3 separate regions of the Homo sapiens genome follow, and all the other regions are linked to region 1. Evidence: read pairs that join two places in POLR2A ChIA-PET (ENCODE). Cell type or tissue: PC-9. All regions are shown on one strand.

Region 1 (2,500 bases):
TTCTATTCCTGCTGTAATGCCACACTTTCCCTAATGCATCTTGAAAACAACTCAGTTATTCTGATTAAAGAAAAGGAGGGAAGGCATAAAAGGTTCTTGTGAGGCTGTCAGCTTTTTATTCTTCTGTGGACCCTCCTGCAGCAGGGCTTTTGCCTGGCTTTGCCCTGCCCAGGACCACTGAGAGTAATCTGGTAATACGCATTTAGGTGAGAACCATGTTTTGAGCCACTTCCAGAGAAAATAATCGAATGAGTTATTGTCCATTCTGAAGTTATACAGGGATAAACTCTGTTTAAACAAATTGTCTTAGGTAGAACTGGACTGGACTTCAGGAAAGCCAAGACATACTAGAGCCCCTAGCACTGGTCAAAGGCAGCGAGGGGACTTCTCCCAGGGCCAGAAAGCACTGATCTGCCAAACCCAGAGAGGGAATGGGTGGGATCACGATGTCAGGGGTTACACTTACAGTCTACATCCTAGCAGAGATTTGGAATCTCTGGGCTCCTAAACTACTGCTACTTCTCCTCTGGGTTCCCAGTAAACATTATGAAGACTATCCCCTGTCATTAATAGAGTTAATGAAATCAAATACCAATTCTTCCGTCTCCTGATAACGAGACAACACTCGGATTCACTTTCTTATAATGGGAGTTCGCACTGACGTTAAAGTGTCAATGAGGAATTTCACCTTTTCTTTTTGTAAGCAAAACAGAAAAATCCTCTATTTTCATTTTTTCCCAGTATGGAATGAGTACTAGATAACCTTCCCTTTAATTTGCACTTCACATGGTGACCCTGACCAGTAGGTCTCCTCCCAACTCGTAAAGGTTTACCTTTTCATAAAGTAGCCAAAAATAAATTTATTCTTCTATATAGATATTTTTAGGTAAAAGTTACCTACTGTGCACTTCTAAAACTGTAACTTATCCTTAATAAGAGTTGTTGTTTGAGATCCTTGAATATAAATAATACTGGCTAACAGACTAGGAATGCTGCTACGGAGATACTTTTACTAAAGTAGGACATTATTTCTAATCTTTCACTAGAAACGATGTAGGCCATCAAGTAAACAGCTACTACATTCTATAGAACCAAAAATATCTGCCAAATTCTTGGGTGACTGTATTATTATTTTTTAAAAACATTACTCTCTACTTTCAAGACTAATTATTTCTATCTCCACTCCAGCAATTCTATTTAGTCTATGAACAAAAGGGCAAGAAGAGATTATTCATCTTTGGATTCTCCACAAAACCAGTAAAAAATATTTGCTGAATCAAATTATACTTAACTTTTGATAAGCTTTATCATCTCTAAACAATGTTTAATCAATTTCCTATGTAAATGTTTCTCAGAAGAAAGAACAAGTCCTAGAAGCAAAGTTTAATCTTCCCAGTGAGTCATTAAAAAGAAATTGCTTCTAAGCTTTCATGCTCATAAATACCTTTCCTGGGGTCTGAACCAGCAAGTCTCTTAAGCTACTACTTTAAAAAAAAATTGTTTGAAATTATCAATACACAAAATAAATTTCAAAGCTGCAAATGAAAAAAAAATGGAAAAGAATGAAAAGAATGTTTAATAAAATCTAATACTAAAGGCTAATAAATGTGATACTTCCTCTGCAATAGTTTTCAAATAGAGACTCAAAAAACCACTGAGTCCTAAATCTCTTCCTGCAAAAAAGATTTTGCCTGTGTTATCTCTACCAATAAAACAGGTTACACATTTAACCACTATTATTTCTCGATTCACATTGTAAGATCTCCATCCATTAAGGCCCAGAGTGAAAACCTTTGTATACAGTTTTCCTAAAAAGCCTTTTACCCTTTTCCCACAGTTCCACAAAAAGAAGAGTAACTTATGTTCAGAACACTGAATGTTGCTTTTAGTAAGTACCTGCAATGAAAATATCTTTATTGTCAATATTATCGATTTTTTATTTTTTATTATTATTATTTTTTCAGATGGAGTCTTGCTCTGTTGTCCGGGCTGGAGTGTGGTGGCATGATCTTGGCTCACCACAACCTCTGCCTCCCAGGTTCAAGCAATTCTCCTGCATCAGGCTCCCAAGTAGCTGGGACTATAGGCATGTGCCACCATGCCCAGCTAATTTTTGTATTTTTAGTAGAGACAGGGTTTCACTATGTTGGCCAGGCTGGTCTCGAACCCCTGAACTCAGGTGATCCACCTGCCTCCGCCTCCCAAAGAGCTGGGATTACAGGCGTGAGCCGCCACCGCGCCCAGCCAAATATTATCGAGATTTTAAAACCAAAAGCTATGTTTAATATATTCCATGAAAAATGACTTTGGAGCAAAGACCTAGAAAGGAATTTTTTTTTTTTTTTTTTTTTTTGAGATGGAGTCTCACTCTGTTGCCCAGGCTGGAGTGCAGTGGCACGATCTCAGCTCACTGCAACCTCCGCCTCGTGGGTTCAAACGAGTCTCTTGCCTCAGCCTCCTGAGTAACTGGGACTACAGGCATGTGCCACCACGCCTGACT
Region 2 (2,500 bases), 150 kb before region 1:
ATCTCAAAGACATAGAGCCAGGAGGATCTTAGGTCAGTGGTGTTCATGTGTGATGATAACTGCAGAGTCTTGGGGAACATCACAGAACCACACAGACCTTGTAAAGGTCACATATTCAAGCTGCAGCATCTACACCTGGTTACACTTCACCTTGTCAAATCACACACTCACAATTTTATCCCACATTCTATCTTTTCCCATTTTTTTATTAAACATATATAATTAGGATGGGTCACTTATGAAGAATAGTATTTAGTAGTCTCATCACAGAATAATACAAATGAACACATTTCTATCAAAAGCTGTAAATGGCCAGGCACAGTGACTCACAGCTGTAATCCCAGCACTTTGGGAGGCCGAGGTGGGCAGGTCACTTGAGGTCAGGAGTTCAAGACCAGCCTGGCCAACATGGCGAAACCCCTTCTCTACTAAAAATACAAAAACTAGCCAGGCATGGTGGTGCGTGTCTGTAGTCCCAGCTACTCAGGAGGCTGAGGCAGGACAATCTCTTGAACCTGGAAAGCGGAGGTTGCAGTGAACCGAGATCATGTCACTGCACTCCAGCCAGGGTGACAGAGTGAGACCCTTTCTCAAAAGAAAAAAACAAAAATACAGATTCCTTGGTCCCATTCCTGACTTACTTAAAATCAGAATTTCTAGGGATGGGACTTTGGAATTTGTATTTTAAAAAAATAAATAAATAAAGCTGTAATGTCCTAACATACAAGCTGTGTTTATAACTTTATTGAAGTAATTCCTATATAATCTTTCTGAAGACAAGGCTTCAGCTGCATGGCATGTAATCTAAACTAGACAAAGGTTATACTTCCCACCCTCTATAGAAACTTACAATCATATATTCCAATAATAAGATTCTGTAGAGATGAAGTGGTTGTTTTGTATAACAAGATCGTATATCTTCCAGCTAGAATAAAATGAGGTTTTGAAAACAAAGTAATTACATTGTTAAATGGGACATAGAAAAGACATTTCGCCTCCTAAGAATGTTTGTTATGAATTTAAACAGAAAATATTTTTATGGGAACAGCAATAATAAGTTATGAACAATTCTATTTTGAAAAGTTTTTTTAATGAATCAATGTTTTTGCTTGCAAAGAACATTCTTCTAACTTGATATGTTAATGTTCTATAATATATCTTTTAGTTGAAATATTGCATCACTCACTACTTCTATTTTGCCTAGCAAAGGACAAATCATTTTAATTTTGTGCAAACCACACATCTGTTTTATATGAGAGATCACTATTTCTCACTTGCTAAAAATATATACAAGACAAAAACAGCCTCCCAAAAACTACCCGGCTACACATTTAGCCCTACTACAAACATTCTGTGGTCCTTGAATTGAGCAAATCACCAACTAAATTGGCAAATGTTAATATTGCTGTCTGCTTTTCATAGAAAGAAGTGCTCTGTTTCTGTTGGACACGTTTTCAGGAAAGTGAGGTAATCCTCAATTTTTCCCTAGGAAAGTAAGCCTGGGGCATGCTCAGAAGTGGCTTGGTGAGGCCATTGTTTGAAGGTAAAAGGAGGTGGTTAGTGGTATGATGAAACTGAGATAAGACTGAACGCAAAGGCAATCAGTAAGAATGTTCAAAGTCATTGACGTCAATTAGACTTTTACCGAAGAAATGACTATAGTATGTGGCCTCTGGATTAATAAATCATTATTGATCAAACAGCTCTTCCTTCCCCTTCTCACCACCTGGCCGTTCAAATAAAAAGTACCTTCTTCCTTATGCCCCAAGTCCAAAAAAAAAAAAAAAAAAAAAAAGGAAAGGGGAGTGTTTTAAAATACTTCCAATCTTTTCCTATACTGGTTGTAAAACATGATCTGAATGTCCTTCAATATCTACTTCTTGAAGGCAATCAAAAAATAAATTAAGTGAATTGACGGGATGTCTTTGCCAATGCTCACATTTCATGTCATATGTTTGTGATCACAATTATGCCGAAGACCAGTGCTCTCATTCCTTCCCTGAAGCTGTGGTTCCTCAAGTATGAAGGGAATGAGTTACATTCCTTGTAGGTTCTAGCCATTTCCCGTTTCTCAATTAAGAAACTTGCAGGTTACTGGGCCGGGCGCAGTGGCTCATGTCTGTAATCCCAGCACTGTAGGACGCCAAGGGAGGAGGACTGCTTGAGTCAATACTAGCCTGGGCAGCATAGTAAGACCTCATCTCTACAAAAGATAAAAAATTAACCAGGCATAGTGGCATACACCTGTGGTCCTAGCTACTCAGGAGGCTGAAGCAGGAGAACTGCTTGAGCCCAGGAGTTCGAGGCTGCAGTGAGCTGTGATTGTGCCACTGCAGTCCAGCCTACGCAACAGAGCAAGACCCTATCTCAAAAAAAGAAAAAAAAGAAAAGAAAAAGGAAAGAAAGAAACAGCGATTACTAACAACCTGGGCTTCTGGAACTTCCTGATCTTTCCCCTAGTACCTGACAGAGAAAGTAGCCCCCAAAGACATTAAATGAA
Region 3 (2,500 bases), 230 kb after region 1:
TTAGTATCTTCTAATGATAAATAATCCCATAATATTATCAGATGACTTTTATATAATGGTGATTTTCCTTAAACTGTCAACATAACAGATGAAAATATTTTCTTCAAGTATTCTACATAGGCACAAGGTACCAAAATAACTCATCTACATCTATAATTTATAATGTACTTTTTGCATATATTATTTCATTTAGACCTCACGGGCCACCCTAAAAAGTATTATTAGTTAGTTATTATTATTTTTTGAGACAGGGTCTCACTCCATTTGCCCAGGGTGGAGTGCAAATGGCATGATCTTGGCTCAGTGCAGCCTTGACCTCCCAGGCTCAGGTGATCCTCCCACCTCAGCCTCCTTAATAGGACTACAGGCCTGTGCCACCACGCCTGGCTAATTTTTTTTGTATTTTCACTAGAGACGGGGTTCTGCCATGTTGCCCAGGCTGGTCTCGAACTCCTAGACTTAAGCAATCCATCTGCCTCAGTCTCCCAAAGTGTTGGTATTACAGGTGTTAGCCACCACACCTAGCCTATTAGCCCATTTTATAAAAGAAGAAATTAAACTTCAGGGATATTAAGTGACTTATCTGCTGAGCTAGTAAGTGGTAGAACCAGGATCAAGTTCAGTCTTTTGATCCAAATCTCTTTCATAATATACTCCCACTCACAGAATGTCTTATTTCCAAATGCATAAGAGGGTCCATAACATTTCTGTCACATAATACCTACTAAGCAAGAAGTTATTTATATAATACATCTCAGCACTGTAGTACCTTTCACTCATTTCCTACAGCTCCAAAGTGGAATTTTAAGTAACTAGAAAATACAGAAAAGACAAAAAAGCTTAATTCACAAACTGGACCAAAGCATACATACATATTATAATTTCAACTACAGTATGTTTGATGTATCTAAATATCCAAGTTCTCTCTTCATTTATAATTGCCCTTTTCTTAAGTCTTTATATCTTCTACTCTCTTTCTTTTCTCTCAATACTTTAACTTCAAGAACTAGTGGAATGACTGCAGGTCAGATACCAAGATTGGACAGAGTAAGTTCCATGTGCCTTTTCCATATTAAAGAAGAGAAAAGAAAAAGTATCCTTTTAATATCCTCCAATGTATAGACAACAAATTAAAGGCAAAATATATTTCATTAATCATCATTTCAGTTTCTTTAGAAAATGTTTATTGGGGCCGGGCATGGTGGCTCACGCCTGTAATCCCAGCACTTTGGGAGGCCGAGGCAGGCAGACTACCTGAGGTCAGGAGTTTGAGAACAGCCTGGCCAACAGATGGTGAAACCCCATCCGTACTAAAAATATGAAAATTAGCCGGGCGTGGTGGCGCGAACCTGTAATCCCAGCTACTCAGAAGGCTGAGACAGGAGAATCGCTTGGACTCGGGAGGTGGAGGTTGCAGTGAGCTGAGATCACGCCACTGCACTCCAGTCTGGGTGACAGAGCAAGACTCCGTCAAAAAAAAAAAAAAAAAAAGTTTATTGGGGGAGAGATAAGGAGACCAAATATAAATATGCAAGTGTAAGTACTTCATCCATTTCAACTTATTGTAACAGCACACTTTGATAAAATACTAGTAATTAACATAATTACACATCTCAGGCCAAAGCAAAAGATTAATTTACCTAAACACACACACACAACCTTAAATGTGTAAACTTATTATGAATTTCATGTTTTATAACAGGAAATATTAAAATTCTTTCTTTAGCCATTTTAAGTTCTAAGATTTCAAAAGAAGTAATTTATAATTTACTTTTTACTGTGTGGAAGATTAGTATGATACAAGCTCTAACTACAGTTAAATCTGCCATAATGAAGAAACTATGATCCCCAAAGATTACATAAAACATAGAGTTGGATTACTGTGAGATTAAAATGATAAAGGCAAGCCTGTACACCTAGCTAGTTAGGTGTCCTGTGAAATTCAAATTCATCTGGGCTCAGGCTGCAATTTGGCACCACCTGGTGGCAATTGTCCACTCTAGCCTCAGTATACATCCAATCAATTCTGAGCCCTGTGGCTGGCTGGGGCATCCACAGGGCAGCCCCAATCCCAGGAATCCCCTGGTTAGGTAGTGTCCATTTTGATGTGGATAGGGGGTCAGAAGAACACTGGAGACAAGGAGACAAGGACATCTGCTTTCAGTTTTCCTACTTCCAGAAACGGCTCTGTTGGTTGTTTCCCCACACAGCCTTACCTACCAACCTACCCCTACCAACCACATTTATGTTACAATGGGATAAACTTTAAAGATTTTTTTTTAAAAAACAGCAAAAACCTAAAAAATGAGGAAATTTTCAAGATGATTACATACCAAAGTTTATATGGCTATGTGGATTGCTTAGGAATAACCATAGGAAGTTCCCATATATTTTAAAGTTATTATATCAGTCAACAAAAGCCTATTAAATCCACAACAGAATTGAACCACAGAACCAACAGTACTTATTTGTAAAATAGTAATAATACTATCTATACCAC

Evidence for each region. Peaks named below come from ENCODE experiments on the same cell type or tissue, not always from the same donor. Only the 100,000 strongest peaks of a DNase experiment are listed, where the experiment ranks them.
Region 2: POLR2A ChIA-PET joins it to region 1 with 13 read pairs; 6 of 35 experiments call an interaction of 5 or more read pairs at or near these places.
Region 3: POLR2A ChIA-PET joins it to region 1 with 10 read pairs; 5 of 35 experiments call an interaction of 5 or more read pairs at or near these places.

The regions. Positions count from the first base shown.
Region 1 is chr13:73,068,557-73,071,056 of GRCh38, reverse strand. The region is part of intron 3 of KLF5 (KLF transcription factor 5); the gene reads right to left. Among named protein-coding and RNA genes, the nearest start is that of KLF5, 11 kb to the right of the region's middle. In PC-9, no CTCF peak of the experiment used is centred here; a DNase peak (open chromatin) is centred at 1,406; H3K27ac peaks cover 1,709 bases.
Region 2 is chr13:73,215,585-73,218,084 of GRCh38, reverse strand. No RefSeq gene overlaps it. Among named protein-coding and RNA genes, the nearest start is that of KLF5, 160 kb to the right of the region's middle. In PC-9, no CTCF peak of the experiment used is centred here; no DNase peak of the experiment used is centred here.
Region 3 is chr13:72,839,516-72,842,015 of GRCh38, reverse strand. All of the region lies in intron 9 of PIBF1 (progesterone immunomodulatory binding factor 1), which reads right to left. Among named protein-coding and RNA genes, the nearest start is that of PIBF1, 59 kb to the right of the region's middle. In PC-9, CTCF peaks have their summits at 1,776 and 1,977 (motif pointing left); no DNase peak of the experiment used is centred here.